Regions from separate parts of the Mus musculus genome. Here region 1 is linked to region 2. Evidence: chromatin loops called from intact Hi-C (ENCODE). Cell type or tissue: left cerebral cortex. All regions are shown on one strand. Links, peaks and the distances in the headings refer to the core of each region. The heading gives the core; the rest is flanking DNA.

Region 1 (17,271 bases), core at 4,304-12,303, 86 kb after region 2:
TCTTTGGTGAGCCCTAACTTGAGAGAACCCCCACCGCCACAGATGTTTGCCCATGGGGCCCTCAGCCCTTCACATTAGCTTTCTTATGAAGAACTGTGGAGAATCTTGGTAACTAGAATCTTCTCTGTTACAGCCAGATTGAAGCCAAAACTAAACAGCACAAAGGACTCCTGAGGCCCCTCCCCTCCCTGAGGACCTACTGGTGGCTAATGGTTGGGCAGAGTGGTCATTTTCTCTAGTGTTTCAGCCACTAGTGGGTTGTACATGGTCCATTAAGTAACCTCCCACCCTTGCTCCTGTGATGAAGCCCAGTGGGTCACACAAAAACCAAGTTAAATTTAAAGCATTTCAAAGGAGCCGGTGAGAGAAGTCCACATGTAAAGTTATTTCCACATAAGCCTGACAAGAATTCAACCCCCAGAACCCACACAAGGCCGAGAGAGCACAGCTGTTCACATCTGTAATCCCAGCTTTCCAAGGGGAGGTGGGAGGTAGGGACAGGTACTGTCCTAGAGTGCACAGTAGCCGATGATCACAGCAGCTTGGCAGAAACTTCTTACTCAGCAAGGAAGAAAGAGAAGACCTACTCCTAAAAATGATCCTCTGATCTCCACAGGCATGGTGTGACCCACGTGCATGCAAACACACTCGTGTGAGCGCATGCGTGCTCGCACACACACATGCACTTGGAATAAAAACATTTTAAACATAATCTAAAAGTCATTTTTTAGTTGAAATTGAACAATAACAGCAAGCCAACATCAGGTACTGCTGACACAGAGGGGCAACTCTCCTCCCCTGGGTGACAAAGGCTAAACATTGCCAAGTGCCGTAAAAGATTATCAAGTGCTGTTATTCTTTTTTATTGTTTTAATTTTATTTTATATGTATGGATGTTTTGTCTGCAGGTATGTCTGTGCAGCATGTGCATGCAGTTCCTGTTAAAGCCAGAAGAGGGCACTCAATCCCTGAAACTAGAGTTACAGATGGATGTGAGCCTTTATGTGGATGCTGGGAATTGAATCTGGGTGCAGCCAGTTAACCTGTCGGAGCCATCTCTCCAGCCTGGGAACTATTAACTATATGGGGTCTCAGTAAGATACTTACTGTAAGCACCCATTTTGAAGGACTAAACTCGAGAGAGTGGCCTGTGTAACAGGCTCTCACTGATGCCTGGCAGCCCTGATGTGGAACTGTGAGCCTAGAAGCCCTTATATTGGCAACTGGCAGACACTGCTGTACTGCATACCTGTTTTGGATGCCTACTCTGAGGCCACTCCAACAGCTATGTAGAATCACCACATCTGCAGCTGAAGACACACGCCAGCTGGCCTGCCCTAACCCGGGCAAACAGTTCTCCAAGCCAGACAAGACTCTGAACAAGTGAACTCTGACTGACCCTGCTCTGCTGAAGGCTTGTGATTGGTGCAGGACAATCCTTCATTTGCATGAGGAACTGAATTGTGATAGGTGTAAATTTAGTCCTTCATTTGCATGAGGCTCTGTTCTTTAAGAATGTTTGTCTAGGTTCTCCCAATTCCCATCCAGGGAGGACAAAAGGCCCCACAGCTGATAGACGACTATGAGCCGTGGATCATGATTTTGAGTGAATTTCCTTATCTTTTTGCTCCTCTCTGTTCTCCACGTTTTCTCTGAGGAATACATAATTATGGAAATAGCGCTATGGGGGCTGAGGAGATGACTCAGTCAGTAGAGCGCTTGCCTTGCAATGTCAAGGACCTGAGTTTGAATCCTGGAACACATATAAAACAACTGGGCATGATGGAGAGAGCTTTAATGTCAATGCCAGAGTCCTGGATACCTGGTAATCCCGCTTAGCTGACTTGGTGACCGGCAAGCCAGTGAGGGATTCTTGTCTCATTGCCAAAGTGGGTGGCTCCTAAAGAAAAAACCCAGGGGGGTTTTGGCAATCACAGACAGGTGCACATATGCATGGGCCTTTTAATACATAGACATGTTCACACATTGGGGAGGGGATGAGAGCTAAAGGCAAAAACAAAACAAACAAACAAAACCCTTAAGGTTGTGACAGTGTAGCAGGTTGTAACTGTCCTTTCTTGGGCTGATGTAGCAACTGGCTACTGCTCCAGTTCTTTCTGCATTTCCCAGGTGAGGTCATAGAGTTACAGGGAGTTAAGTTCACCCTAAAACTCCCAACTAGATAGGGGAGCCACAATTCCCACAAGGCCTTGGGGACACAGCCTCACCTCTGTGATCTCACAGTCTCCTGTCCCATGATACAGCACCAGGGAGATCCACAGCGTGGGTCACAAAGTCCCAGTCTGGGCTCACTGCATCCTAAGACTGAGAATCCAGCGATGATTTTATACATTGTTCTTTCATACACACAGCAAATCCTATAACTCCACCTCCAGGGGGTCTGACGCCCTCTTCTGGCCTCTGTCAACACTGCATTCAAGGGCACATGCCCACACCCAGACATACACACACACATACACATGACTAAAAATAAAATTAAAATTTTTTTTCTTTGTTTTTTTGAGACAGGATTTCTCTGTGTAGATCTAGCTGTCCTGGAAACTCCCTCTGTAGACCAGGCTGGCCTCGAACTTGCAGAGATCTACCTGCCTCTGCCTCCTAGGCACTGAGTCTAAAGGCATGTGCCGCCATGCCTAGCAAAATAAAGTACTTTTACAGAACAATGTAAAGTACTTAGGATAAAGCTAATGAAAGCATCCAACTGACCACTGTGGAAGCACCTCTAAAGGACATCGAAGGCCATTTAAACAGCTGTATGCCATGCTCCTGAGCCGTCTCCCTAGCTCATCTACCGAGGATAAGCAGAGGTTATGTAATCCTCAGTCAGGAGCCTGGTAGACATAATAATACATAAACTAATTCTCGAAGCTTTTCAGAGGAGGCTGGAGGATGACGGCTCAGCGGTTAAGAGCATGTACTGCTCTTGCAGAGAACCCAAGTTTGGTCCCCAGCACCCTGTGTAGTAGGTCACAGCCACCTGTAACTCCAGTGGCGGAGGTTCCAGCACCACCTCCTGGCCTCTGTGGGGTCATGCCCACATGCACACGAATAAGAATAAAACATTTTTTTTAAGTTTTATGGAAACACAAAGGTCCTATAATTAACAAAAAGCATTTTAAATTAAAAAAGAATAAATTTGGAAACTGTCTAACACTAAGTTTTATACACACCTACATTTTAATGATGCTTACGCTACAGTGACTGACAGGTGACACAAACATGAGGCTGGACATGTGCATGGAGCGGAACAGAGAATCCAGACATAGACCTGTGCATAGAGGCTCAGGTGGGGCTGGGAGGCAGCACTGGAATAATTCAGTAAGGAAAGGAGAGTACTGGATGAAGTCATTGGGCAGCTATAGAGCTATGTGTTCAAGAAGAAAAAGGGTCAGGGTTGGGAAGAGGAGAAAGGAAAGAGGAGGATTTGAACACAGGTATTCACAGAGGGAAGACATGTGCAGGCAGAGAAAGACGCGCACAGGATTCAGGGCTGTGTGCAGAAGCAGCAGAGATTTCAGGAATGTGTCTCTAAACCAAGGTGCCAAAGATCCCAAGCAGAGACACAAAGCTGGTGGCGTCCTGCTGACACTGCAGTTTTTTCCTCTCTGGCCTCTGAGGCAGAAAGCACACAAGTGACAGTTATTTCAAGTCACCATTCCTACAATTGTCACAGCTGCCCTGGGATTGAATGTATCTGCTAAACACAGTGCAGAGTTGTGAACTCCAGTCCCGATGGTGACATCTGCATCCCACACCTGAGCCTCAGGGAACATTATGAAAGAAGGGCTGGAAAGACTAAGAGCGAGAAGTCAGGGAACCTGCTGTGAGACTGTCTCCTAGCAATGTCAGAAGGTACTGACATTAGTCCATAAAGTCTCGCCAACATGTGTGCCCAACCATGAACTGAACAAGGATGACACCAACAGACATGCCAAAGTGGATGGAGGAAAGACCATGAGGCCACACCCTTGTCAAAGAACTCTAAGCAAATGAGGGCTCCAAAGATGAGCGAGTTGGTTACTTGATACCAAAGCATTAGCCCTGAAAACATACATAGAAGTAACATAACAGAGACAGAGCAGGGGTGTGTGTGTGTGTGTGTGTGTGTGTGTGTGTGTGTGTACATACATTACATATGCACATACACACAGAGCCATGATACAGTTAACAGTGAAGAAAAGAACTGTGAATCTGAAGACATCAAGGAGGGGTATATGGGAGGATGTTGGGGGAGGAAAAGAAGAAATGTAATTGTATTATAGTCTCAAAAATTCTTTAAAGTAAAAAAAAAAAAAGACATTGATAATACCAAAAATAAATAAATACATGGGAGATGCCAAAGGACACTGTCTGCCACCTCCAGCTGCCTTGCTGAGCGCTTCTTTTCAACCACCCAGGTGCCGCTGTCCCCACCCTGCAGAGAGCCTGGTTCATCTGTGTCTGCTTAACTTAGGCCTGGCATGATGTGTCAAGTCTAGAGCCAGCCTTGGTGAGGCTCCTCTACCCAGCTCGGCACCCCCAGGCTCCAGCCAGCCGCGTGTGTACTGCTGGATAGTGACCCAGAACTCTCTCCTCTTCAAGCTCGGATTGAGTTCATTGATCGTTCAAACCTAAGATCTACAGGCTTAAACGAGAGCCCTTGGAATCTAATTAAAATCTCGCCAGCCACAAAGCTAGCATCCTCCTGGGAGATGTCCCCCTCAGCATTTCTAAGCCTGAGCCCTCCTCTTCAGGCTTGATGGTCAATGAGGTTCAGCTTTTTCCCCTTCAGCTGTGCTGCGGAGTCATGTGAGCTCCAGGTCTCCTCCACCTGAGGCGATCAGCCCCATCAGCCTGTTGGGAGCCTCTTGCAACTACATCTCTGCGCCAAGGTCTCCCCCTGAACCACTGAAGCCAGCCCTGCAGCAAGCAGACATCACAGGCAGCCTGCTCATTAGAGCCCTGGCAGCAGCTGGGCTCTGGGTTAGGCCCAAACTTCAGGTCTGGAGTCTGTCTTTCAATCAAATTATTCGTGCCCAGAGCAAACAGAAACAAATCCAAATTTCCCAGTCAAATTAGAGGTTCCGATTTTCCTTTTTAAATCTGTATTGAGTGTTTCCTTTAGTGATATCTGTGACTCAGAATCAATGTCTAGTTCTTTGTTTTGTTTTTATTCTGAAAGTTGATAGTGACTCTGTGTGTGTGTGTGTGTGTGTGTGTGTGTATGTGTATGGTGTGTGTATGTGTTTGTGTATGGTGACAGAGATCTAGCCCAGGACCCCGTGCATCCTAGGAAGGCATCCTTCCCAGCCCGTATATCTTTTGTTCACAGCCCAGAAATCTCAGCTCGCCTGTTTTCACAGATAGATTCAAGCATGCACTGAGAGTCCTGATTCCCAGACAGCTCTGGGCTCTCAGATCACCACTTCCTGCCCTCCGTGGTCCTCATGGAAGCTCATGAATGAGTTGCTACAGGGAAAGATCTAGAGTCACTCCCTAAGACCACTTTGGAAAACTCACCAGTCTATCAACCAGGAACATCCCCGAAGCAAATGTTATTCCATTTTCCATGAGGAACTTGAGCATCCTCAGCTCCTGGTACCCATGGGGTCACTGAGCCAATCATTCAGAATGGCTAGAGCGGAGGAAGCTTCACCCATTACCGAGGCTATTCCTGGCAGGTGTCAGCAGGAAGCACAGGCCTGGGGCCAGCGAGGTGGGGAAGAAGGCAGCACAGTCCTCTAACCCAGCAACGATGCTCACAAAGAGCTGCCATAGTCAAGGCAAGTTGCAAGGCCCCGGAAAACCGATGGAGAGAAGCAAGAGCTAAGGATGAACAGTTTCTCAGCCACCTTGATTCAATAAGAAGGTCTGTGTGGGCCAGCAAGATGGCTCAGCAGGTAAAGGTGCTTGCCACCAAACCTGCCAGCCTGAGTTTGATCCCCAGGATCCATATGGTAGAAGGAGAGAACTGACTATCACAAGTTGTCCTCTGACCCCCCGTGTGGTAAGAAATAGATCGTCGTGGCCTGTTTTCAGTATGAGTGCACTAAGAGGTCATCAGAGTGACAGAAGAGCAGGAGGTGCTGGGGCCCCTCCTCCTCCCCCCAGCTCCATCTTGTCTTAGAACTCTGAAAGGTGAAAAGTTACAGGCCTTTGACTCCATGACTGAGCACACAATCAAGAAAAAAAGGAGCAGCCTAATCCCAAATTATTTATTAGAAAAGGCTCTGTGCCCTAAACTGATGAGATGGGGACTTGGGAAAGGGTCAAGTGCCGGACTTGGTGTGAGAAGAGGACCTGGATTTCTCACTGCTGGGGGACTCGTAAAACCACAACAGCCAACTAACCCTGCCCTTTTCCTGTGCTGATATCCCTTTCTGCAGAATTGTATATTAAAGGGCTGGAGAGGGGGCTCAGCAGTTATGTTCTGTTCTGAGCACCTACGTGGAGCCCTCACAACCACTAGTAACTCCAGTACCAGGGGATCTGATGCCCTCTCCTGGCCCCTGGGGGCACTGCATGCGTATGATACACAGACTAAAGGTGTTTCTGCCCCTGCTGTCCATCCTTAGTCCTGTTTCTCCATCCAGGCTGTTTGCCCTTTTGAAGGGCTTTCTCCCCTGACACCCAGGTGTGTTCGCCAGCCCTAGCCTTCTTCATGAGTCCACAGTGACATCTGAGACCAGCCCTCAGGGCCCACTCCACATCACACACACCAACCCCCAGGCGAGATATATCACAGGAAAATGTCCTACTACGCTTAGGGCAAACCTGCTGCTGTTGGAATGTACACCTTCAACCCCAGCACTTGGGAGGCAGAGGCAGGAGGGTCAGGAGTTCAAATCTACATAAAAACGTGGATGGCGGCCACAGTGGGCGATGATCGTCTGGAAGAGGCAAGAAGGTTTTATGCCAGTACTCAGAATCACACACAAAGCAATTCACACCCCAAAATGACTGCTGAAGTCCCAGCCACCCAATCTGCATTCTAAGTAACAAAGGGGAAAAAGAGAAAATGCCCCATCCTACACCTGTACCCACCACCCCAACACCTTCTTCACCTACCTAACACTAGTCCTGGGACGCAACCCTGTTAAGAAAGGAGAAAATGGATCCTGGATACAGCCCCATCCGTGACACACCCACTAAACCCATGTCTGAGATGACGATATAGAAATGAGAACCTTTGGCAGAAAGCATTCGACATGACATACAGGCAAGATAACAGTATATACTATACTCACATCCTGCATCTGCTTGTGTCTAAAATGTATATACATTCACAGATGGGCATATATAAATACTTGTGTGTATCTTACATATACATATGCATATATGTAAGTATGTGTATACACATCATATATATATATGTGTGTGGTGTGTGTGTGTGTATATATGTATATGTATATGTATATGCATATGCATATATATATATATATGTAGAGAGAGAGAGAGAGAGAGAGAGAGAGAGAGAGAGAGAGACTGGGGGTAGAGAAAAGCTCTCCCTTCATAGTCCAAGCTGACTTTAGACTCTCAGTTCTTCTGCCTCAGTTTCCCCAGTACTGAGATGACCAAGGTGCCCCACACACCTGGTTTTAGGAGCAAGTTCAGAGCTCTTAGAAAATCTCCAACAATGGACACAGTTCACAAGCTTGAGTTATACCATGTGGAACTGTTGGCCAGTGCACAGACAAGGCATGCTATTTTCAAGTGCTTACGGAAATATATGAATGGACAATATTGGTGATCAGAGAATTGTCCAGAAAAAGGGAAGGACCTGCCTTGGAGCTGTGTGGTTGTGGCACAGCAGTGAAACTAGAAAGCCACATTGGTTTTTATTTTCATTTTAACGCCACTCTTTTGGAGACAAGAAGTCTACCTTAAATAGTGTGCGATCATGGAACCTGCAAATAAGTGACAAAATATTTAGAGCCACACGTCTACCTAGGCATCGCTTTCCAAAACCGGTGGGATGCAGTTCAAGAGCATGGGGGTGTAGTGCTAAATTTACACCCTTAATTCTATTATATTAAGAAAAAGAAAGAAAGAAAAAACAAAGAAGGCTGGAAACCGGCTGCAGCATTCAACCCAAGAACCTGGAAAAAATATTAAAGACAAAGAAATAATACTAAAGGAAACCTTTTTAGCAAGAAGAATTAACGGCTGGAGAGATGGTTCAATGGTTACACACGCTGGCTGTACTTTCAGAGGGCCTGAATTGGATTTCAAGGCTCCCTCGTTGGATAACTCACAACCAGCTGTAACCGGAGGTCCAGTGGATCTAGTGCCCTCTTCTGGCCTCTGCAGGCACAGCACACATGTTGCCGACATACATATACACACACATTAAAAAAATTCTTTAAAAAAGAATTATTAATTTAAAAGAATTTAAGTAAGGAGGTATTGGGTATGGAGTGGACTGTTTTCCTGGGGTTCTCTTCCACATGGGACACCCAATGACCTGCAGGAACAGGAGTGGTTCTCCAGGTTGGACAGAGGAACAGAGCACACAGTCCCATTGGCTGCCCGTCCCCTCCCTGGCTGTTCTTTTCCTCATCCCACACAAGAGGGTGTCCTTTGTTGTCTCCCCATTACAAAGTAAACCAAGTATTATGGCACTATTCCCAAAGGACACCAGTGGGTGTCAGTCGCTTGCCCTGGGTACATGTGGAGATCAGAGGCCTTGTAGGAGTTGGTTCTTTCCTTCCACTGTGGGGGTTTCAGGGACCAAACTTAGGCCATCGAGCTCAGCAGCAACTGCCTTCACCTGCTATGGTGACTGTTCTTAGTTGTCACCTTAACTACATCTGGAATTTACTAAAACCCAATTGGCAGAGTATATCCGTGAGGGACTTTTTTTTTTTAATTAAATCATTGAAGTGGGAAGACCCACTTTTAATCTGAAAACCTTCAGTTGGAAAGATCCATCTTTAATCTGGGCCACACCTTCTGCTGGCAGCCTATATAAAGGACCTGAAAGAAAGAGACTTGATTTCTTTGCCTGCTTGTTCTTGCTCTCACTGGCCAAGTTCATTCCTACACTGGCATTAGAGCCCACTTCTTCAGGATTCTGGTGTATACTGAAGACCAGCTGAGACAGCCAGCCTCATAGACTGGACAACTATTGTATTCTTTTGTTTGTTTGTTTGTTTGTTTGTTTTTGAGACAGGGTTTCTCTGTATAGCCCTGGCTGTCCTGGGACTCACTTTGTAGACCAGGCTGGCCTGGAACTCAGAAATACACCTGCCTCTGCCTCCCGAGCGCTGGGAACTATTGTATTCTTGACTCTTCCATTGGTAGATAGCCATTGTTGGACTAGCTGGACCACAGCCAGTATACCACTAGAGAGAGAGAGAGAGAGAGAGAGAGAGATACAAAGACAGAGAGAGACTGAGACAGAGAGACAGAGACAGAGAAAGTGTATTAGAACCCTAATACACCTGCTAAGCTGTCTCACCAACCCATTGTCTTAAAAGATTCTTAAATGATGCACAGCTTCTGTAAAAGAGAAGATAGCATGTATTGGGCTCCCTGAAAGCCCCAGCAATCAAATGCCTGTTCCTTAAAGACAAAGATAAAGAAACTTCCAGCAAATCAAGTTAAAGCAAGAAGCAAAGGCATAAACGGTGGGAACAGGAGAGCAGACCCACAGACATGCAAAATCCATCCACAAGATGCTGTGGGATCTTGTGGTGGTGAACGCTAAACCTTAGAACTGCACAGGTTCTAAAATAACATAAAAGGCAGATTCACTTATTTTAGGAAGGAGGTATCACTGGCTGGCCAGATGGATGGGGCCTGCACATGGAAATAAGGTTACAAGCAATTCCACTTTTAAACATAGATTCAGGGACTTGGGAGACTGAGGCAGGAGGATCTTGAGTTTGAGGCCAGCCAGAGATAGAGGAGAGGAGAGGAGAGGAGAGGAGAGGAGAGGAGAGGAGAGGAGAGGAGAGGAGAGGAGAGGAGAGGAGAGAGAGAGGGAGAGAGAGAGAGAGAGAGAGTTGGGGACGTAGAAACATCTCAGTAGGTTTAGAAAACACGTAATACGATGTACTGTTCGTGGGGGCTGACTGCTGCTCTTCCAGAGGACCTGGGCTAAGTTCCCAGCATCCTAGGGTGCCTCACAGCTGTCTGTAACTCCAGGTCCTGGAAATCTGATGCCCTCTTCTGGCTTCTGAGGGTACCAGGCATGCATGTGGTACACTCACACATAAAATTAAAATATTTAAAAATTTTAAATGCAATGTTTGTTTATGAACTGAAAATAGAACAGGATTCCTTGAGTTTAGTAAAAAGTATCTATTAAAACCCCATGACAGGGCTGGAAGTGTGGCTCAGTAGTAAAGCACTCACACAAGGTTGTGATGCCAGTACCTATTGCCTAAGAAGAAATTAAAAACAAAAAAAAAAACAGAAACATCATAGGAGATAAAGTAATTTTAAAAATATTTATCTGTAATTATGTATATGGTGTGTGTGTGTATGAATGCAAGTGTCCTCAGAGTCCAGAACACGGCATCAGATCCCCTGAAACTGGAGTTCCAGACAGTTGTGAGCTACCATGTGGGTGCTGGGGATCAAACCTGGGTCCTCCACAAGAGCAACATCTGCTCTCAACCACTTTTCCTCCTCTCCAGCCTCCATATATTGTATCCAACGTTAAAATATATAAAGTATTGCCATTATAGCTAATGGGAAGGAGTCAGAAATTATTCCTTTATTCAGCATTTGGCTTGAGGTTATTGCCAATTCAATAAGACAAGAAAAAAAATAGCACCATCTCTAAAGGGTGGGGGGAGCAACTCATTGTGATTCATTGCCGATGGTCTGATTGTTGGGATAGAAAGTCCAAGAGTTTCTAGAAACCTTAAAAACTAATAAAAGTTCAGCAGGGCTCCTGGATACAAGATGAACGTACATAGGAAACACAGCCCACGATGTTCCTATGCCTGGCAAGAGCCAATTAGGAAACACAAAGAAAGAAAGCACCACAGTAGCAGTAAAACCTAGCTGTGCAAGACCTTTATGAAGAACTCAGAAAACGCAGTGCCGAATGCAGATGCCTAAATAAACAGAGATAGATAGCAGCTCCGGGCTAGAAAGGCTCAACGCCGTAAACACATCCATCCTGTCTAAATTAACCCATAAAGTTAATGCAATTGCAGTGGAATTCCAACTGGGGCCTGGAGAAAGGAATCCTAAAATGCAAATGGAAAAGCAAAGCTAAGAGAAACCCAGGCCATCTCAGAGAGCCAGTCCAAGGGAGGCAGGGCCTTCTTGCCGGGACGCTTCGCTTGCAAGCCTCTGGCTGACAGAACAACGAACAGTGTTACAAAGAGAGAAGAACAGACCCACAATACAGATCCCAACTACTTGATTTAATAAAAATCAAAAGTGGGGGGCTGGTGAGATGGCTCAGTGGGTAAGAGCACCCGACTGCTCTTCCGAAGGTCCAGAGTTCAAATCCCAGCAACCACATGGTGCCTCACAACCATCTGTAATGAGATCTGACACCCTCTTCTGGAGTGTCTGAAGACAGCTACAGTGTACTTACATATAGTAAAAATAAATAAATCTTTAAAAAAAAGTGAAATGGGCAGATAAAATAAATTGTCCTAGGTCACAAGGGTGCCCATTTGGAAAGAGAGAGAGAGAAATATGAAGGGTAGATAGATACACATCTACATACATACATACACACACACATACATACATGGTAGATGGATGGAGATAGATAGATAGATAGATAGATAGATAGATACATAGATAGATAGATACATAGATACATAGATACATAGATACATAGATAGATACATAGATACATAGATAGACAGACAGATGAAATGTTCCTGTTTGCCTGTTTTGGAGACAGGGTCTCACTACCCAGTCTTGGCTGGCCTGGAACTCACTATGTAGATGAGGCAGGCCTCAAACTCACAGAGCTCCACCTGCTTCTGCCTTCCAAGTGCTGGGATCAAAGGCTTGCAGCACCATACCCATTGAGCTTTCTTTTTTCTTTTTTAAAATAAGTGTGTAATGTGCAGACAACATGTGTTCTCGGGTGGCTCTCCTGCCATCTTCCCTCTCCTCTCACTCCCCACACCCTTTTTTCCTTGCCCCCGGGTTCTTTTCATCTCCCACATCCCATGTATTCTTTTGCCTGTCTCTCATCCTGATCACCTAATATTATCTTTTCTTGTTCTCCTTTCTGGACTTTGAGGTTCAGCAGGGTTTACCTGTCCTGATACCTGTTTACATACATACATACATACATACATACATACATACATACATACATACATTACAACCCAAGATCCATACTTGAGGGAAAACATGTGGTTTTCATCTTCCTATGTTTGAGCCATCTCATTTAATATTGTACTTTCCAGGTACATATATTTTCCTATGAATTCCATGGTTTCGTTTTTCCTCACAGACACATAACCTGTTTTGTGTCTATGTACCACATTTTCACTATCCATTCATGCACTGAAATAAGCCAATCGTAGAACAGCTATGGTGTGAAGTGCTTAAAGCCAGCAGTCTGACAAAGGCAGGCTGATGATGGTCGGGGTAGAAGGCGACAGGAAGTCAGTGCTCAATTCCCGCAGAGGTGAAAAGTTTTGGGAATCTCATGGCTTAATCATGCCACTGAACTAAGCTGGGAGGGGGTGGTGCACGCCTTTGATCCCACTGTTCGGGAAGCAGAGGCAAGCAGGTCTCTGAGTCTGAGGCCAACCTGGTCTACAGAGAAATCTAGGACAGCTAGGGTTACACAGAAAAACCCTATCTCAAAAAACTAAAATAATAATAATAATAATAATAATAATAATAATAATAATAATAATACCATTGAACTGTGTTCTAAGTAGTTGAATTGGCTAATTTAATTTTTTTTGAAGATTGTGTTTATTTCATGTGTAGATGTGATACCTGTTTGTATGTCTCCTCACCATGTATGTATGTGCCTGAGGAAACAGAATTGGGCATCAGACCCCGGGAACTAGAATTATGGGTCATTATGAACCACCATATTTGTGTGCTAGGAACCAAAGCTGGATCTTCTGCAAAGCAGCGAGTACTATAACCTCTCAGCCACATCTCCAGCCCCTAAATGGGAATTATACGCTGTCTACACTTTACCACAGCTTTGCTGTTATGAGGGGTTTTGTGTGTGTTTATTTAAAATGAATTTGTTTTATTTATATGTATATGTGTGCATCTACGTGTGTGGGGGATGGGGGAGTCATGTGTGTTCTGGTGCCCACGGAGACCTGAAGAGCACACTGGAGTGTTATAGGTAGTTGTGAACTTCTTGAGAGATGTGGTTGCTGGGAACCAAACCCTCACTGCTGTGAGGTGCAGTGCTTGTCTCAGGAGCAACCTCTCCCTGAAGGACAGCAACAGGCTTCAGCCTAGAAGCCAGAGCCTAAGAGATGCTAAATCTAGGCAGTGCTGTTCTTCTTGGATGTCAGATGATCCCTGCCAGACCTCCTTTCTCACAAAGTGAGCCCCAGGTCCATGATTTAGGTACTTTTCAAGCTCTCAGAGAGAGGTTTGGCTTGAGACCCTAAAGGCCAGAAGAAGCCTTTAGGTAGCAAGTGGGCTAATGCGATGGCTCACCACCCTCCCCAGGATGGAAGGGATGAGATGGAATAGGCTCTCTGCACAAGTGGCTGTGTGTCCAGCTCAGTGTGATGGTCTCATGCTGGGGCCTTGGGGGTGGTCCCAAATGGCTGACAGGGCAGATGTGCTGAGGTGACAGTAGACACCCATGCTCCTGAGCCTGTAGGAAGCCATCATCTCTACAGTGGCTGGAGATAAGGCTGGCTGCTCAGCCCAACCCCTGCCACGCTGTGCGCTCATCTTGCTTCAGGTCCCTCTACTGGGCTGACACCTTAACCAGTCTTCGTTATCTCCGAACTTCCTATACTGCGCTTTCTAGGCACATGTCTATCCTGATAAGCCCCTGAGCCCCCACGCACCCTTACCCGCCTCTGTCTCCACCAGCAGCAATAGTAGACAAGCAGGTTCCATCTGGCACTCTGCCCACGGGCTGGTAGAACCACCTAGAAGGGCATGTTCCAACAACCGGGATCAGTTTCCATGTGGATTCTACATCCAAACAGTTCCCAAAAGACCAGGATAACCCATTGTGGAAACCCTGAAGATAAATGTCACACCTCCTCTGTTCAGGAGAGCCTGTCCCTGGTAGGGCAGTGAGTTGACAGTCTCCATGGTGAGGTCACAGTACCTGGTCCAAGGCCATGCCCACCACAGAGAATGATAACGCAGGGTGGCTGACATTCTCTTCTGTGGTGGGATTTTGGAAACTGTGGTAGTTTGAATGAAAATGGCCCTCGCAGGCTCCTGTATTTGAATGCATGATTCCCCAGGTGGTGAAATTATCTGGTAAGGATTAGGAGGTGTGGCCCTGTTGGAGGAGGTATGTCACTGGGGAGTAGGCTTTGAGATTTTAAAAGCCCATGCTGTTCCCACTTAGAGCTTTCTCTCTCTGCCTTGTTCTTACCGTAAGAATGTAAACTCTCAGCTACTACTCCAGCCCCACGCCTGCCCACTGTCATGCTCACTGCCATGATAGTCACAGACTCCAATCCTCTGGTACCCTGAGCCCACATATTAAATGCTTTCTTCTATAAGTTGCCTTGGCCCTGGTGTCTTATCACAACCACAAAAAGTAACCAAGACACACAGTCTTTGCTCTCACACCCCCTGCTGGGCATCTGGGACCTATATCAGAACTACAAAGGAAGGCTATCCCACCCGACCCTCTCCTTCTTTCCTTCCTCTCACACCCTCTTGTGCTTGAAAGTCTTTGAAGCCCAGCAGCCCACTCCCTCCTCCCTTTACCATTCACAGATGTGATCCCCGCCCCCCACTTGCCCTTCTTGCTCCATCTCCCAAACAGCACCTGAATGGACAGGGTTTTCCCTTTCATGTGGTTGCTAGAGGCCATGGGATGCTCCTCCTAGCGGTGAGGTGAATGTATCCCCGAAAAGATGTCATGTAAAAGATGTGCAAGCATGGGTGTCAGGACCTCTTCTGGAGGTCACAGCCTTTGGAAGTCAGTTTTCTTCCGTTATGTGGTGCCAGGGATTGAAACACACACACATACACACACACACACACACACACACACACACACACACACACACACACACACAGGAGATTCTTAGACCACTGAGAAGTTGCTCTTAGGGATGATTAAGATAACTGCCTGAAGTCCGTTGGTAAGATAGTAAATGCTTGCACTTGGTCCTGCTGGAGCTGTGATCACTCAGCACTGTGTATGGCTCCTCCCTTCCCTTCCACCTTGAGGTGGTGTATGGCCAGAAGGAGCCCTCACCCAAGACTGCACTATGATCTTTGGGCTTTCAGCCTTTAAGACTCCTACCAATAAATGTTAGCCTATCTTGGGTGTTTCATTACCATAACAGCAAGTGGACTGATACAGGAGACCTCTGCAGGCTGGGAACTCTACCCTGTCCTCAGTCCTGAGGTTCTGCACCAAGTATTTTACCCACCCTCTATTGTGGAAGCGGAGGGTTTTCTTAGGTCCTGTAAGTGATGATCAGCCCTCCCTCCCTACTCTGCATCCTCTGCAAACCCCCCATCCCCCACACCATCTCCTGCAGTTCTTAACTACCAGGAACTGATGTAAATTTTACCCTGAATTTTGTCCCTGGCCATTACAAGTTGTAGTATAAGCAGCTATTCTGCCATCCTATGGCAGGGACCACCAGCAATGGATTCCCCATCACCACAATCAGGTCCCCTTCCCAAGGCCTGTCAACTGAGAAGGGTCCCATGAGTATAGATGTCCCTCTATGCAGGGATGCACAGCACAATACGGCTGCACATCAAACGCTACACAGAATGGATCCCTACTTTGGAATGCTTAGAAGCAGAGCCTGGGACCAGGGTTTGCTAGAGGCCAGCCGGCTGGGACAAGTCCCTAGAGGGTAAGGGCAAAGGTCAGGGAAGGGAGGGGCTCAATAAACACTGTGGATTATCTCTCTCAGAATGAGTGTTGAAGTTTAATCCCCATTATGAGAGATTAAGAGATACAGGGCTCTCCCTCCCAAGTGGATTAATCCACTCCTGTGATTAATGGATTGATGAGTTAGTTATCTCCAGAGTGGCCCTGTTATAGAAGCCAGCTGGCCAGATCTCAGGAGAGCCCTGCTTCTTGCCATGTGATGCCCTGTGCAACCTTGGGATTCTGCCAACAAGAACATCATAGATGCTGCCCCTTGACCTTGGACCAGACCCATGAGCCAAAATTAACCTCCTTTCTTGATTGCTTACCCAGCCCGTGGGTTTGTGTTATCAGCAACAGAAAAAGACTAAGACAGAAGGAATGTGACCTTAGAGCTAAGTCCAGCCCTGGACAGATCCAGGGAGGCTTGGGGACATCAGTTGTACACGAGACTTCTCCAGATCTGAGGGAGGGTCCAGCTTCCTGGCCATTGCATTAGTTAGCCATTGACTGTGGGCTATATCCAGAGCCTGCCAGACATGGCCCTCCGTGGAGGGCCCTTCACCACAGAAGGGAGATCTGGTTGGGATGCCAGGAGAAACTGCCAGACAGAGCACGTATGTCCCAGAGCGCAGCCGTCTCCTCTGCTGCCTCAGGCTTATCCACTGATCAATCACCATTCCACTGTCTCTGGTGCGTGTCAGTCACCCATCCAACATGTCCCCAAGTAACAGGGGACACAAATCAAGTTCTGAGAGATGCCTCACTGTGATGACACCCTTCTGGCTTCCTGGAGGGGAAAACAAAAAACAAAAACCTTCCCCATCCCAGCCTACCTCTGGGGTGCCACCCTGACAATCCAGGGGGGTCATCTAGGAGCCGAATGGCCGAATGGGTTCGAAGCCACAGTGTTTCCTTAAAGCCTCCACTAATAAGAAGCAGGTTCCCCTGCGACCCGAGCATGAGCTGCATTTGAGCCCTGAGCTGCACCTCTCCCTCCTACCCACATTTATTCTCCAAGCACTGCTCCTGCCCCCACCCCCAGGCAGTGGTGCTACACTGGGAGCCAGGAACCAAGTGGTCGAGAGCGCCATCTGGTGGGTGAGAGGGCAAGTCACTAGAAGGGACGGGAGAGCCAGGATTGCGATCCATCTATCCCCATGCCTTATCGCAGAGAAGGCTAGGCAAGGAGCTAGGCTGCAACGGAATTAAAGGAAAAAGAGGAAAGGGAAGAGGGGCCAAGGAGCTTCCCCGGGGATGCCTGG
Region 2 (14,599 bases), core at 5,783-13,782:
ATGGCTAACACAGTCTGAGTGTAGCTAACACAGGCCTGAGCATGGCTAACACAGTCTGAATGTAGCTAACACAGGCCTGAGCATGGCTAACACAGTCTGAGTGTAGCTAACACAGTCTGAGTGTAGCTAACACAGGCCTCAGCATGGCTAACACAGTCTGAGCATGGCTAACACAGGCCTCAGCATGTCTAACCCAGGCCTCAGCATGTCTAACCCAGGCCTCAGCATGGCTAACACAGTCTGAGCATGGCTAACACAGGCCTCAGCATGGCTAACACAGGCCTCAGCATGGCTAACACAGTCTGAGCATGGCTAACACAGTCTGAGCATGGCTAACACAGTCTGAGCATGGCTAACACAGTCTGAGCATGGCTAACCCAGGCCTCAGCATGGCTAACCCAGGCCTCAGCATGGCTAACACAGTCTGAGCATGGCTAACCCAGGCCTCAGCATGGCTAACCCAGGCCTCAGCATGGCTAACACAGGCCTCAGCATGGCTAACACAGTCTGAGCATGGCTAACCCAGGCCTCAGCATGGCTAACACAGGCCTCAGCATGGCTAAAGCAGGTGCAGACATGGCAAACGTTACAGACAGGGTCTCCCTTTTTACCCCCTTTTCTCTCCCATGTTAGAAACCATTATGCCCCTAAAGCTAGACCCAAAGAGTTATTTCCTTATTTGGCCACCTTCCTCTTCCTGACCACCAAGGTCCAACTATCAAAGTACTGAAGTCTAACAATTACAACCCCACTTTGGCTCACCTAATTAACATGCCCAATTAAACCACCCCATCTTAGCATAGGGGTTTCCCCCCTTTTTCCTTTATAAACTGTCATTTGCCTATGTACCATGTCTGTCTCCTCTCTGTCCTCTCTTTGTCCCTCTGGGGCAAATTTCTCTTTCCCCCTTTCTCCCCCTCCCTTGTTCCTCTTTTCCTCCTCCTTCACCCTCTGTCTCCTGGCTTTGTCTCATCCCCTGCCCTCTGCCCTCTGGAGCAAATAAATCTCCTCTGTGCTGGGGCGTCAGCTTGGACCAACGTTGAGGTCCTTTCCCTGTGACCTGGAGTTGAAAGCCCAGCAAAGCCCTTTCTCCTCCAAGTGTCCTATCCCTGCTGCAGAAATACAACCAGAGCACGCAGGCTATTTTCAAACCTGTGGCCATTTTCTCACCTCAAGCTCTGGATTGTTGGGATTATGGGCACCGTTTCCTACTGCCTCAATGCTGTGATGAGAAGGACTGCTGAGTAGAAGCTTCAAGAGTGGCCCTCTCAGCTGCCATGTGGACAGGAAGTGTCCGACTCTCACTCTTCAGGACAGAGTTATGCTAGGACAGCTTCCCCGGGCACAGAAGTCCTTCATCACTGGAGGTGGCCCCTGTGGGTCCTGCTTTGCCCATGTTGTTTACTGGGATTGAATTTTGAACTTTTGCAAAGATGCTTTGCCTATCTACTGATAGGACCATTTGATTTATCTATTTTGAAACTTTGGGGTGCGTATGTGTTGAGACAAAGTTTACCTTTGTAACCCAGGCTTCTTGTAATTCCCCCTCTCAGCTTTACAAGTACTGAGGTCGCAGGTCCACACTGCCAGGGCAAGCTCCATCCTTTCTGTTTTAAGTTGGTTAATGGCTTAATTTTTTTTTTTAACCTGCTTTTTAAATCTCCAACCAACTTTGCATTCCTGGAACAGAGCTCATTTGTTTGCGGCTCCCATTTTGCAGCATGTCAGCATTAATAGGTTCAGCTGTTAACTCTCTTAAGTTATTCTGTTTTGGGGTTTGGTCACAGGCTACAGAAGTCGCTCAGGGTAAACTGCTTGCCTGGCGTCTGTGAGGCCCCTTGTCTTCTGCGTCATAAATAAGAGAATCGATGTCTGTGTTCACCAGGAGACTGATTCTGGTTCTGATTCATGGTTTTCCTTGGCTGGGTTTGCTAATGGGGGTAATGCTGGCCTCATAGAATATATTACTCAGGGAAATACTGCCTTTTTCAGCTTTCTAGAAGAGTTTGTTTAAAATTGCTGCTGTTTCTTGGTGAAACATTTAGCAAAGTTTACTAGTAAAGGTGCCTGAACCTGGAGTTTTCTCTATGAGAAGAGGTTGAGCATAGAGTAAACTTCTTTAACAGTATCAAGGCTAACAGAATTAGCATCTCTCTCTCTCCTCCCTCCCCTCCCCCTCCCCCTCTCCCCCTCTCTTCTTTCTCTATCTCTGTCCTGTAACAGTTTCATCCTAGAATGAAATATTCTGTCCTGCAGGGAAGCTCCTTAAGCAAGAAAGTAAAACACTCAAAATAGCTACAGGAAGTCCCCAGAACCGACCAGATTCACTAAGCCCCTCCCCGACAGAGTAAACAATAAATGAGGATGAGTGAACCCCGGAGAAGACTCTTAAGAGGAGAAAAGACAGACTCAGACCAGGTCAACTGCTGGGAAGAAGCAGAGACCAGCAGAACTGCCTAGAAGAGGTTTAGCAACTCTCCAGACTGTTGAGCCGCCTTCAGGCTACAGTGGGCTCCAGGTTCCCAGCTTTTGTGAACTGTCACCCATGCTGGGTGGGCCTTGATGATGCAGCTGTCTTTGAGTAATTTCTGATCCTGTAATGCCTGACCCATATCCCTATAAGTATCACCACTAAAACTCATTGGTTCACCAAGTTGGACTTTGGTGGCATCTGTAATTTGGTATGTTGTAGGTTCCCTCTCTGGGGTGTATTGTGTATGTGTTGTGTCCCCAGGAAGAGTTTTGTCACAACATTCTCTTTTTCTTATTCATTTTTCTTTGTTTGTGTATGAGTATTTGCCTGCATGTATGTGTGTGTAGTATGCCTGTGCTTGGTGCCTGTCTTAGTTAGGGTTTCACTGCTATGAACATACACCAGGACCAAGGCAACTCTTACAAGGACATTTAATTGGAGCTGGCTTACAGGTTCAGAGGTTCAGTCCATTATCATCAAGGTGGGAGCATCCAGGCAGGCACATGTGGGGCTGGAGGAGCTGAGAGTTTTACATCTTCCTCTGAAGGCTGCTAGCAGAATACTGACTTCAAGGCAGCTAGGGTGAGAGTCTTAAGCCCACACCCTCAGTGACACACCTACTCCAATAGGTCCATACCGTCTAATAGTGCCACTTCCTGGGTTGAGCACATAGAAACCATTGCAGTGCCTATGGGGTCAGAAGAGGGCATTGGAACTGGAGTTAGGTATGAATGACTGTGAGCTGCCATGTGGGTACTGGGAATTGAATCTGAGTCCTCTGGAGAAACAACCAGTGCTCTTAGCCACTGAGCCATCTCTCCAGCCTCCCTCCTTCCCTCCCCACCTCCGGGCTTTGCGCTTGCTGGTCAAGCTCCACCATTATGTCATACCTCTAGTCTTAGCTCCACCATTATGTCATACCTCTAGTCTTAGCTCCACCATTATGTCATACCTCTAGTCTTAGCTCCACCATTATGTCATACCTCTAGTCATAGCATCGCTAGTGGATTTTCTGTTTTTTTTTTTTTTTTTTTTCCCCGAGGCAGGGTTTCTCTGTATAGCCCTGGTTGTCCTGGAACTCACTTTGTAGACCAGGCTGGCCTTGAACTCAGAAATCCGCCCACCTCTGCCTCCCGAGTGCTGGGATTAAAGGCATGCGCCACCACTGCCTGGCGAATTTTCTGTTCTTTAAGAAATTTGTAGTTGCACGTGAGTGTAACATTTATTGATACAGGCCTGCTCATAACTGTCTTGGAGGCTTCTTTGCTGACTGTGGGCTTTATAGTATTGCTTCATCTCTTATTTGCAGTGTTCCTCATCATTTTATAGCTGTGTTGTGGGGTCCCCATAATCCAACACAAATCCAGCATAACTCAAACACCAGGTCGATGCAGATGACAAAAATTCATTGTAATCAAGCCAATACTGATCGATCAGAGCCACAGAACAGACTCAGAAGCTGAACTATGACCGTGAAGAGAAATTGTGAAGCATATTTATAGGATGAGACTACAGAGTGGGGGCGGGGGAGCAGGGGGAGCTATAACACCGTCCGACCACATTTGACATAAGGGGTTGAGAAGGGAATTTCCATCAATCGGGATAAAAGTAGGTTCCTGGGCCTGGAGCATAAACTTAGTTTGACCTTGCCAGCAAGATGGAGAAGTTGTCCCTGAGATGTCTGGACTCAGACAACTGTGTTTGTTTGTTTGTTTTGACAACAGAAGCTGTTCAGCTATTGGGAAATGCCCACCTCCCCTAGGGCCTGGGACCTGGAATTTAGTTTCTCTCTAGGATTAAATGGAGTCTGAAAATGAAATGGTGGTACTTAGAATAAGTTTCTTTTGCCTGTCCCCACCAGCTAGAGGTTTATAATTTTATTGATCATTCCAAAGAATCAACTTAAGCTTTTACTGATTTTCTTTATTGTTTTTCTGTTTCTTGGGTTTCTTCTATTTGTTATTTCCTTTGTTTGGCTGCTTTAGGTTAAAGTCAGTCTTTTAAAAAATTTCTCTCTTTTTCTAACAGGGTCTTATTACATAGCACTGGCTAGCTTGTAACTTGCTATATAGATGAAGCTGGACTTGAGGCTGAACTTGAACTCTGCTTACCTCAGTCTTCTGGGTGCTGGACTTAAAGGCATGTGACTCTGTCTTAGTTAGGGTTTCACTGCTGTGAACAGACATCAGGACCAAGGCAACTCTTACAAGGACAACATTTAATTGGAGCTGGCTTACAGGTTCATAGGTTGTCCATTATCATCAAATTGGGAACATGGCAGTGTCTATAGGCAGGCATGATGCAGGAGGAGCTGAGAGTTCTACATCTTCCTCTGAGGCTGCTAGCAGAATACTGACTTCCAGGCAACTAGGATGAGTGTCTCAAGCCCATGCCCACAGTGACACACCTACTCCAACAGGGCCACACCTTCTAAAGTGCCACTCCCTGGGCCAAGCATATACATACCATCACAGTCTCTATACCCAGAATCTAGATTTCTTTCTGTTACTGGTTTTTTGTTTTTTGGTTTTTTTTTGAGACAGGGTTTCTCTGTGTAGCCCTGGCTGTCCTGGAACTCACTCTGTAGACCAGGCTGGCCTTGAACTCAGAAATCCACCTGCCTCTGCCTCCAGAGTGCTGGGATTAAAGGCATGCACCACCAATGCCCGGCTTGGTTTTTTTGTTTTTTGTTTTTAAGTAAGATTTACTTCTGTGTGTATGTATGTGTAGGGGTGTGTGTGTGTGTGTGTGTGTGTATGTGTAGACAAGAAAGGGCTATCAGGTGTCTTCTCTATCACTCTCTGCTGTTACCCTGAACTTGGAGCCCATGTTTTCTTGACCAGGCTGGAAGCCAGCAAACCCAGCCATCCTCCTGCCTCTGCCTCTCCTGGAGCTGGGGTTACTAGTATGCATAGGATACCTGGTTTTGTTACGTGTGATCTGAACTCTGGGCTTCGTGGTCATGCAGCAGGCTTGTTACTGATTTCTAATTTAATTCCAGGATGACCCTCAAACATTCCTTGGAAGAGCAGAATGGTAACGAGCTTTAATGATAACCAAGGCTGGGGACCTATAGGGGAATAAACATGTGGGACTCTGTGGTTGTGTGTGTGTGTGTGTGTGTGTGTGTGTGTAGGTATGCATGGTGGTGGTGGTGGTGTGTGTAGATCAGAAAACAACTTGCTGGAGTCAGTCCTCTTCTCCTACCCGCCATGTGGGTCCTAAAGATCAAACTCAGGTGTTGGAGTTTGGTAGCAAGCACCGTCACCTGCTGAGCCATTTTGCCAGTCCAGCGTATGATCTTTTCATGAACCGTGGGAAGGTTTAAGCAAAGGGTCTGAATTCTTCTCGCCCCCTACTTCCTCCTCTTCCCCCTTCCCCTCCCCCTCCTTCTACACCCTCAGGTCTCACTGTAGGCCAGCCTGGAGCTCATATGTATCTCAAATTGGCCTCTAAGTTGTAATGCTCCTGCCTCAGTCTCCTAGTTACAAATGTGTGCCACCATATTCCTCTTCAGTTGGGCTTCATGAGTCTTTGGGGAGTAGGGGGGCTGTGTATGGTGAGGGGGGCAGGGGGCTGTGTGTGTGGGGACCATGTGGATTCCAGGGGCCAGTTCACATCCTGCGCAGCATCCAGAGCTAAGGAGGCGTCGATGGTTTGGTAGCTTCAAGGAAACAAAACAGTGTAGTGTGTGAGAGGGTCCCCACTGCACTAAAGGGCCACACGCGCCTTCTGGGGTCTTTAACCTAGTAGGCGTCAGTTCTTTGCCCACCAGCAAGCAAGCTGATCACATATTCCACAGAAGCCAGAAGTTACCTAGTACTTCAGAGCCTGTCTCCCGCAGCTCCTGGGTATTTGTTTTGTCCCTGGGTGCAGGCCCTGGGGCCCAGTGCAGTGGCAGGGGTGTCCTCACTGGTCTCTGACGATGATGAATTAAACTGTCATTGATCTTGTCTGTCCAGTGTTCAGACCATGTGTAAACCCAGAGGAGGCAAGAATCTTAGGAAGTGATGAAAGCAATTCCTTTCTCTTAATATTCACTACCCCTGTAGGACAGGTAGCAGGCCAGGCCAGGCCTGGGCCGGATTCCAGCTCCCACAGGCTTCCTCTGGGGAGTGCCTTGAGATCGTGCACAACCCATCCTGGTTACTGAGCTCTCTCTTGAGCTAAGATCTGTTGGCCCCATAATCAACCCCGGGGGGCGGGGGGCAGGTGCCTTCCTCCCATCTCACAGTGGGGACATGGTGGGGAGTCTCAAGGGCTAATCTCCAGTTGGGGTGCTGAGTGGAGGGGTGGCGAGGGCAGCCATGTTGCTTGGATGGAGACTGTGTTCATGAAGGAGAGACCTGGAGTGAGCGTTATCTCCAGCGACAGGAGGAGCCATGTCGCCTGCCCTGCCAGGGTGAACCATCCTGGTCATCATTAGAGAAGAGGCCACCTCCTTCCCCGGGGATCTCAGCCAGCCGCTGGTGACATGTTTAGAGCCAGATGCTTCCCATAATGGCCACTTCTGATATCTGGTCTTGTCACTGTGCCCAGAACTGCACCTGGAGCACTGCAGGTGTATAACAGAAGGAGTTCAGTGACATACTACATCAACTACATAATGAAAGTCTGTGATCCCAGGGATTGAGGCAGGAGGATTGCCTGGAGTTCAGGCCCAGCTTGATGTAAACAGTGAGCTCCAGCTCAGCCAGGCTACACTGCGATGGGTACTCTGACAGCCACTGGGGCAGTGGCCCAGCCAGGCTACACTGCAATGGGTACTCTGACAGCCACTGGGGCAGTGGCCCAGCCAGGCTACACTGCGATGGGTACTCTGACAGCCACTGGGGAGGTGGCCCAGCCAGGCTACACTGCAATGGGTACTCTGACAGCCACTGGGGCGGTGGCCCAGCCAGGCTACACTGGCTGCTCTTGCAGAGGACCTGGGTTTGGTTCCCAGTGCTCATGTGGTGATTCACAACTGTCTGTAACTCGTGTTCCCAGGGAATCCAATGCCTCTTGCAGGTCTTCTCAGATACCAGACCTACACACGGTACACATACATATATGTAATCAGAATACTCATACAAGTAAAATAAAATAATACATAAATATTGTTTCTAAATGAGCAAATTAAGTACACTTCCTTGCCTTTCACGGGGGGGGGGGGGTGGGTGTCCTTAGATGAACGACGTTACCTGTCTGAACTGCCATCCCCATAATAGTGAAATTAGTCAGCAATACTACTGCTGCTTTGACACGGTGCTGCATTAAGGCAGAAAGTGGGCTGCATTTGTGGCTTAGAGATGGAGCGCTAGTCTAGCACACAGGAGGGCCTAGCATCCTGGCCCAGCACTGAATAAAAGGGGAAGGGCTTACTAAGTAGCAAAGAACCAACTACTGTAATAATTATAGCTGTGGCCTTGGCTCCTGCCCAACAGGAGAGATCCCTATGGGCCCAAGGATACAGCAGCTGTAGGGACAGTCCATCTGGTGAAACTAGTGAGAGCCATTCACTGGGACTCTAGACTAAGCCAGCTAATCTGGAAGATGACTCTGCCTGCCTGCCTTCCTGCCTCTCTCCCTCTCCCTCTCCCTCTCCCTCTCCCTCTCCCTCTCCCTCTCCCTCTCCCTCTCCCTCTCCCTCTCCCTCTCCCTCTCCCTCTCCCTCTCCCTCTCCCTCTCCCTCTCCCTCTCCCTCTCCCTCTCCCCCCTCCCCCCCTCCCCCTCCCCTCCCCCTCCCCCTCCCCCTCCCCCTCTCTCCCTCTCCCTCTCCCTCTCCCCCCTCCCTCTCCCTCTCCCCCCTCCCCTCCCCCTCCCCCACCACCATGTACATGTTAAGCATGAGTGTGGATGTCATAGTCCAACCTTGAGTGTCAGTCCTCAGGTGATGTTCATCTTATTTTTTTGTTTTTTTGTCTCTGTACGTAGCCCTGACTTGCCTGGACCTCTGGGATTGAAGGTATGTGTCACCATGTCCATGTGGCTTGTTTTGTGAGACAGGATCTCTCACCGGCCTGGAGCTGGCTGGTGAGCCTTGGGATCCACTGTGTCTGCCTCTTCAGTGACGGGATTATAAGGGACCCGTCACCATACCTGCCCCCCCCCCACACACACTAAGGGTTCTGGGGACTGAGCTTAGGCCCTCCGGAGGTGAGCACTTCACCCACTGTCTTCCCAGGACATGCCTTGTTTTCCCTGTGGCCCCCACTTAACATCTGAGGAGGCAGAAGAGAAGGAGGAGCCGTTGGTTATGAAGAGCAGATGGGAATTCCTGCTCCCTCCCCTGCTCTCAGGAGATTATGTCAAAAGTCTCAAAAATGACTCTGGCTGGAGTTTGCTTTTTAGGCTAGACTTCTGGCCAGTTGGCCCAGCACCCATGGTCTCTACCTCCCCAGCACTAAGATGGTAAAGGGTACCACCATACCAGGCTTTAACACGAGTGTGATCGGCCAGGCCTTCGTGTTTTTGAGACAAGCACTGCACCAAGCTGTGCCCTCTCTACAGCCTCTATAAGACCTTTTATTTTTTACCCCTGGGACTGAGGAGGTAAGGGTAGTGCTCGAGGCACACACGGAGGCAAACCCCCAGCCTCTGTAAGACAGGGAAGACAGAGAAATCCTGTCTTGGGAGATATGAACGGTGTGCTTGGTGGCACACACCTTTAACCTAAGCACCAGGGAAGCAGAGGCAGGTGGATCTCTGGGAGTTTGAGTCAGCCTGGGCTTTTTTTTTTTTTTTTTTTTTTTTTTTTAAGGATCTAGAAGACAGTTCTGAGAATAACACTTGAGTTTGACCTTTGATCTTTGCATGTGTTTACATGTGTGTACATACACCTGCACATGTGCACGGTGGGGGAGCCTGGTAGTTTTAGTGTGATGCCCCCGGAAGTTTGAGTGGCTGTTTGTGGAGGGTTAGGTGGGCTTTGCTGGAGGAGTGTGTCCCTGGGGTGGGCTGGGAGGTTTCAGAAGACCCCCACCACTGTTCTAATGTGCCCTCTCTGCTTCCTGTGTGTGGTTGCAATTTGAGTTCTTGTCACTTGGCTTTCAGCCGCCTGGGCTCTTGTGGACTGTGACCCCCTGTACCGTAAGCCACATCAACCCTTCCTTCTTGCAGCTGTCTTGGTTATGACGTTTTATCACGGCAAGTGCAGTTGCATTGGAAAGACTCCATCTCTGAAAACATTCTCAGCACTCCACATACCCTTGGGTGGGAGGAGGTTCTGTGGCCCAGGGTCAGGCACAGTTTACCCTGCACCCCACTCAGACCTCGTTGGCTGCCAGCAGGGGGCATCTCTCTGCCTTCCTCCTGGCTATTGTAGTGCAGGGCACAGGGCCATGCAGCTATGGACATAGAAGCCAGCTGCATTAACAAGAAAGAAGACACTGGCATGCCAGGTATGGTGGCACCTGGGAGGAAGAGGCAAGGGTTTAGCCTGGTCTACATAGCAAGTTTCAGTCCATCCAGAGCTACTAGTGAGACTCTGTCTCAAAGGAAAAGCAGAAGGGGAGGAGGAAGAGGAGGAGGAGGAGGAGGAGGAGGAGGAGGAGGAGGAGGAGGAGGAGGAGGAAAACAGCTGCTACTGCTGCCTGACATGATGATACCCACCTGTGACCCCAGCAGCAGGGAGCTAAGGCAGGAAGACCAGGAGTTCAAGGTCATCTAAGGCTGTGTAGGGAATCTGAGGCCAGCCTGGGCTACTTCTCTGAGCTCCAGTTTCCTCTTCAGAAAAATGCTCAGGGGCTTTGCAGTGGTCACAGGCCAGGCAGTACTATGGCCGTAGCCCAAGTGGAGTCCACCAGGGTCATGCGGTGGCCCAGCACCTGGGCAATGGGGTGGTTGTGGCTTGGCCTTGTAAGTCCACTGCACCAAAGAGGCTCTGCAAGAGGAAGATGTCCCTGCCTGAGCTTCGTGGGTCTAGGGCCAGGCCATAGCAGAACAACATTAAGGAGGAGCTTCGGGCAGAGTCACAGTTAGGTGTATGCTGCAGCATGCAGCATCTCACACTGGCTGCCTGGAGGCCACTGCCAGCTCAGTGTCCTGCCTGTCAGACTTAGCTAGTGACATAAGGCGGCGTACTGAATGCAGGACACCCCTCCCACAGTCAGGCTTGTCCACAGCAGAGGGACCTCAAAAGGTTTTATGCCTCTGCTTCTGAAAGCATGTCTCCCAGCTGGGGACAGCATCCCAGGGCAGACCCACAGGGGCCTGGAGGACCTCCCAGGCTCCCTGACTCAGTCCCTATCAAGGACAGTGTGGCCACATCCCCCAACTCCACGGTGCTTGGATTTAACATTGACCACAAGAGAAAGTTATTCCACACCATTCTAAAAGTCAGTCCCTACCCCCATCAAAAAGGCACTGATGGCTTTGCCAGGTAGACCCAGCCCGGGCCAGGGCTGCAGAGGCAAAGCCCCGTGTGACATCCTCCCGTGTTTCAGACGTGTGTGAACACTGACTGAGGAGGACTGGAAAGGATCTGGAACCTTCGGAGAGAACAACAGAGAGTTGTGGGTAATGGCAGGGTTAGAACTTCAAAGCTTCTGATTTGAATAACAAAAGATACTCTGTGGTCCCTGGGAGAGCCAGGAAGCCTTGAAGAGGTTGGTGGTGGGGGTGGGGGTGGGCTCTGGATGTTGGCTTCCTTCTAATTTATCAAGAAGAGGGAGGGGGAAAAACCCTAAAAATGAAAGATTGCAAAAAAAGTATTTGATCTCATTCTTTTTGTTCAGAGATGTATTATTTGTGATTATAACCTATAGGTGGTTAACTATAGTGCAAAACAAATGATTTTCCTTCTTAGATCTTGGGGCTTTTTCGGCTTTTGGTTTCTGAGATGAGCTCATGTAGCCCAGGCTAGCCTACTGTATCCTGTTTTCTGTGGTGCTGGGGATTGAACCCAGGGTTTTCTGCATGATAGACAGGAGCTCTACCCACTGCGCCACCCTCCCAGCCCCAGCTTTGGTGTTAATGAAGACCAGGTTCCAGGCAAGCCGGAGCTTCATTCTTCAGAGGTTCCGTTGGATGTCACTGCCAACTCAGCGTGCTTACAGGGGCATGTGCTAATCGCCAAAGCTTCTCTAAGGCAGGGCCTCTCTGTGCAGGGCATGGTGGGTGATGGAAGGGGAACAGGAAGCTGTTTGGCCAAAGTTCAAGCTCAGTTTCCCTCCAGCAACTACTCGCGCCCCTGGGACTTACTTTTCCCATCTGTGAAATGGCTTGTAAGGAGACAGTCAGCACTTGTCACCTCATGGGTAGAGCAAGGCCTGGCTTCCCAACTGGATGAGGAGCAGCCACGAGTCGCTTGCTACACAAAGCCCTAACCTTCCTTCTCCACCCTGATGGCTGGCACCATGGCATGCCCACCCTGGCTAGGCTGGCCCCTTACTGTTCTCCAAGGGCTTGTTTGGTCCTCTTCACCTTGGGCCCTGCTAGCTGGCCTGTTTCTGATAGCTCTCCTGGTGTCTTCACAGAGTTCTGTGTCTTCTGTCCTCTGCAGAATATCTGCCACATGTTTTCTTAAAATAGCTAGCCTCAAGTAACAGACTCATTTCCCTGGAGACATCAAGGGTTCTATGAGGCACGTGGGAGACACACTGGCTGTGATCCGAGGCGAGACAGGTGGTAACAGAGATATTGTGATGGGCAGTGATAGTGAGGATACTAGTGATGGTGCTGATGGTGGGAATGGTGGGCATGGCAACGGTGGTGGTGATGGTGGGGATGATGGGAAGGTTGGGAATTATAAGGGGGAACATGGTGATGATGGTGGGGGGATGGTAGAGATGATGTGATGGAGAAGGTGGTAGGACCCAGAACCTTCTCATTTTCCGATAAAAGATGAAAGTATTGCTTGTTTCTGTTTTTAACTCCTGGTTTTAAGTGTTGGTAATGCCCCCTCTCAAGTCAATGCTGTGTGGTCCCTGTAACTTTAATTTTTTCAAAGCCTACTTCTAATGACGGTTCTTAAACACTTTGACCTCCCACCACCCACCAGAGGTAGTAGGAAAGAAAGGATACAGGGGGAGTGGACCTGCTTAGAAAGATTCTCTGGAGCAACTCCTGTGTTGTCTGGAAATTGGCAGTTCAGTTTACAGGTTAGCAGGCGGCAGCAGCTTGATCCACTCATGAACACTTCACAGGTACACCAGCAGTCCAATTCAATAGAGTTCAGGATAGCAAACATGAATCAGCAGCGGTGACATGACCTAGCAGAGACAGCCAGGCCTCAGCCTCAGCTCGAGTCAGCAGGAGGTACCAACAGGACTCCAGGAAAAGTTCTTGGCTGTGTCTCTCAGTGAAGTGAAGATCAGCGAAGACACAAGACCAAGAAGCGTCGTACAGCTACCTCTACAAGCAAGCCCTCTCACAGTCTGCTGAGCCCTATTTATACTCCCTCCAAACATCACATGTCTTCCATGGATCTTGCCTCAGCAACACGAGTCTGTCTTAGCTGATGTCACTCTGCCAATTGAACCTTGGAAGCAAGAAGCCTCAGCACACCATCAGAAGGTTTTTGGTACATTTCTCTCTATGGGGTCCTGACAGATGCAGCTCAACTATGCACTGTAAGGTGTCATTAGTGAACAATCCTTCATCACGTGTCCTTTCACATGCTTGCCTTATTAGCAGAACATCCTTTCACCTGTGTCCACTTCAGAAGAACATTCCTTCACGAGTCTGCCCCTGCAAAACACCATCTGACGCAACTGACAAGTTTCCACTTCAGGTCCCCACTTGGCAGGGATCACAGGCTTCTGGATGGAACATTCACAAATGGTGAGTGTCACTGCCTTCCTGTGGTTCCCAGTGGGGTGTGGCCAGCTAGATGGTGAGATAAAGAGACCCCAACAGGTCTCCCATGAAAAGAGGCCTTATTCTGCACTGACCAGGACAGCAGGCAGGTGGCCAAGAAGGGGGTGGACATAGTCAGCTGAGGTCTCACCTGTCCTGCAGGGCAAAGGCCAGGCCAGCCAAGGCCATCTGGCCTGTGCTGTAAGTACGACCCATGATTGTCATGGTAACAGCCCTCCCGCGGGCTGTGGTCCACTCAGCCACTGAAAGTGATAGGGTGAGGTTCAGGCCCCTCCTGCTCCAGGGCAGGAGAAAGAGGGAAAGCTTCTGGGATGCCTGCTTAGCGTGGAATGGGCAGAATGATGCTGGCCAGTCCCAAGGCACTCGGGAACTGAAGGCCACAGGGCCACAGCAGATAAAGAAGTGGGGAGCCAAGGTGCACCAGCCACAGCCACAGCCCGGCATCGACTGGTGTCCAGCCTGTGAAGATGAGCACACGGGGCCCTGGGACCCTCCACAGGGTACGGCACCTGCCCAAAGGAGAGGAGGGCAGCCAGCTCTGCCTCCTCAGAGTTTCTACAAACATGGGAGGCTTGTGGATTGAAATGGTAGTGCCTTGTTCTCAGGGTCAGTGCAAACTTGTGGTTAAGAATATGGCTTTGGCATGGGGCACCTAGGTCTGAGTCCCCTGGGGCTGCCTCGGTGGCAGTGCGTGGATGTCCTGAGAGGGAGCCCCCTCTGGCTGGGAACACTGGAGTTTACCTAACGCCTTAATGCCTTCTGCTCCCAGATAGTTATTCTGTCCTGGGGAGCCGGGAGGAAAGGAAATACTCACCGGTGGGAGAAAAGGCCCCAGATAAAGGCTCCTGCCAGGACCCCAGCGTTGAGGATGGAAGCCCGGGAGGGCGCTTCAGGCTTTGGGAGCTACATACCGGGGTTCCACTGGAGGAGAGAGAAGCCTGGCTGATTCCGTGTTACATGGAAGGGGTGGCTGGTGGAAGAGTGAGTTGGGGGTCTCTCCCAGGAGCCTGGCCAGCCTGAGCCCTCAGGGCACATTCCTCAGGGCAGGTAGACGATGGGAGGTTTGTGTGCCCCACTGGAAGCCCAGCTCCTGTACACAATCCACCTTGTATTTGATAGCTTGATTTGCTCAATAGAGACAGTGACAGGACTATGTGAGGGCACGTCTCGAAGGCCAGCCTGTGAACAGTTCTTGTCACAAAAGGTGACAGGACAGGAGAGAGTCTGCTAAACCAGCCTTGCTATTGTATGGGTGGGTGAGCCCCAAGCTTATATCTGAACCTGGGTCACCCACAAGCGGTCACAAGAACAAGCCAAGTGATTAAA

Evidence for each region. Hi-C counts contacts between places; a loop is a spot of excess contacts. Peaks named below come from ENCODE experiments on the same cell type or tissue, not always from the same donor. Only the 100,000 strongest peaks of a DNase experiment are listed, where the experiment ranks them.
Region 1: it touches region 2 in a loop (2.5-fold over the local background); 6 of 42 quality-filtered maps call a loop at or near these places.

The regions. Positions count from the first base shown.
Region 1 is chr19:6,646,461-6,663,731 of GRCm38, forward strand. No RefSeq gene overlaps it. Among named protein-coding and RNA genes, the nearest start is that of Gm32245, 88 kb to the left of the region's middle. In left cerebral cortex, for the core only: CTCF peaks have their summits at 6,516 (motif pointing left) and 8,307 (motif pointing left); no DNase peak of the experiment used is centred there.
Region 2 is chr19:6,558,764-6,573,362 of GRCm38, forward strand. It overlaps Gm32245 (a long non-coding RNA gene), which reads left to right and starts at 8,357. Exons shown (of 3, transcript XR_879496.3): 1 at 8,357-8,420; 2 at 12,601-13,237. In left cerebral cortex, for the core only: a CTCF peak has its summit at 9,734 (motif pointing right); DNase peaks (open chromatin) are centred at 12,042 and 12,878.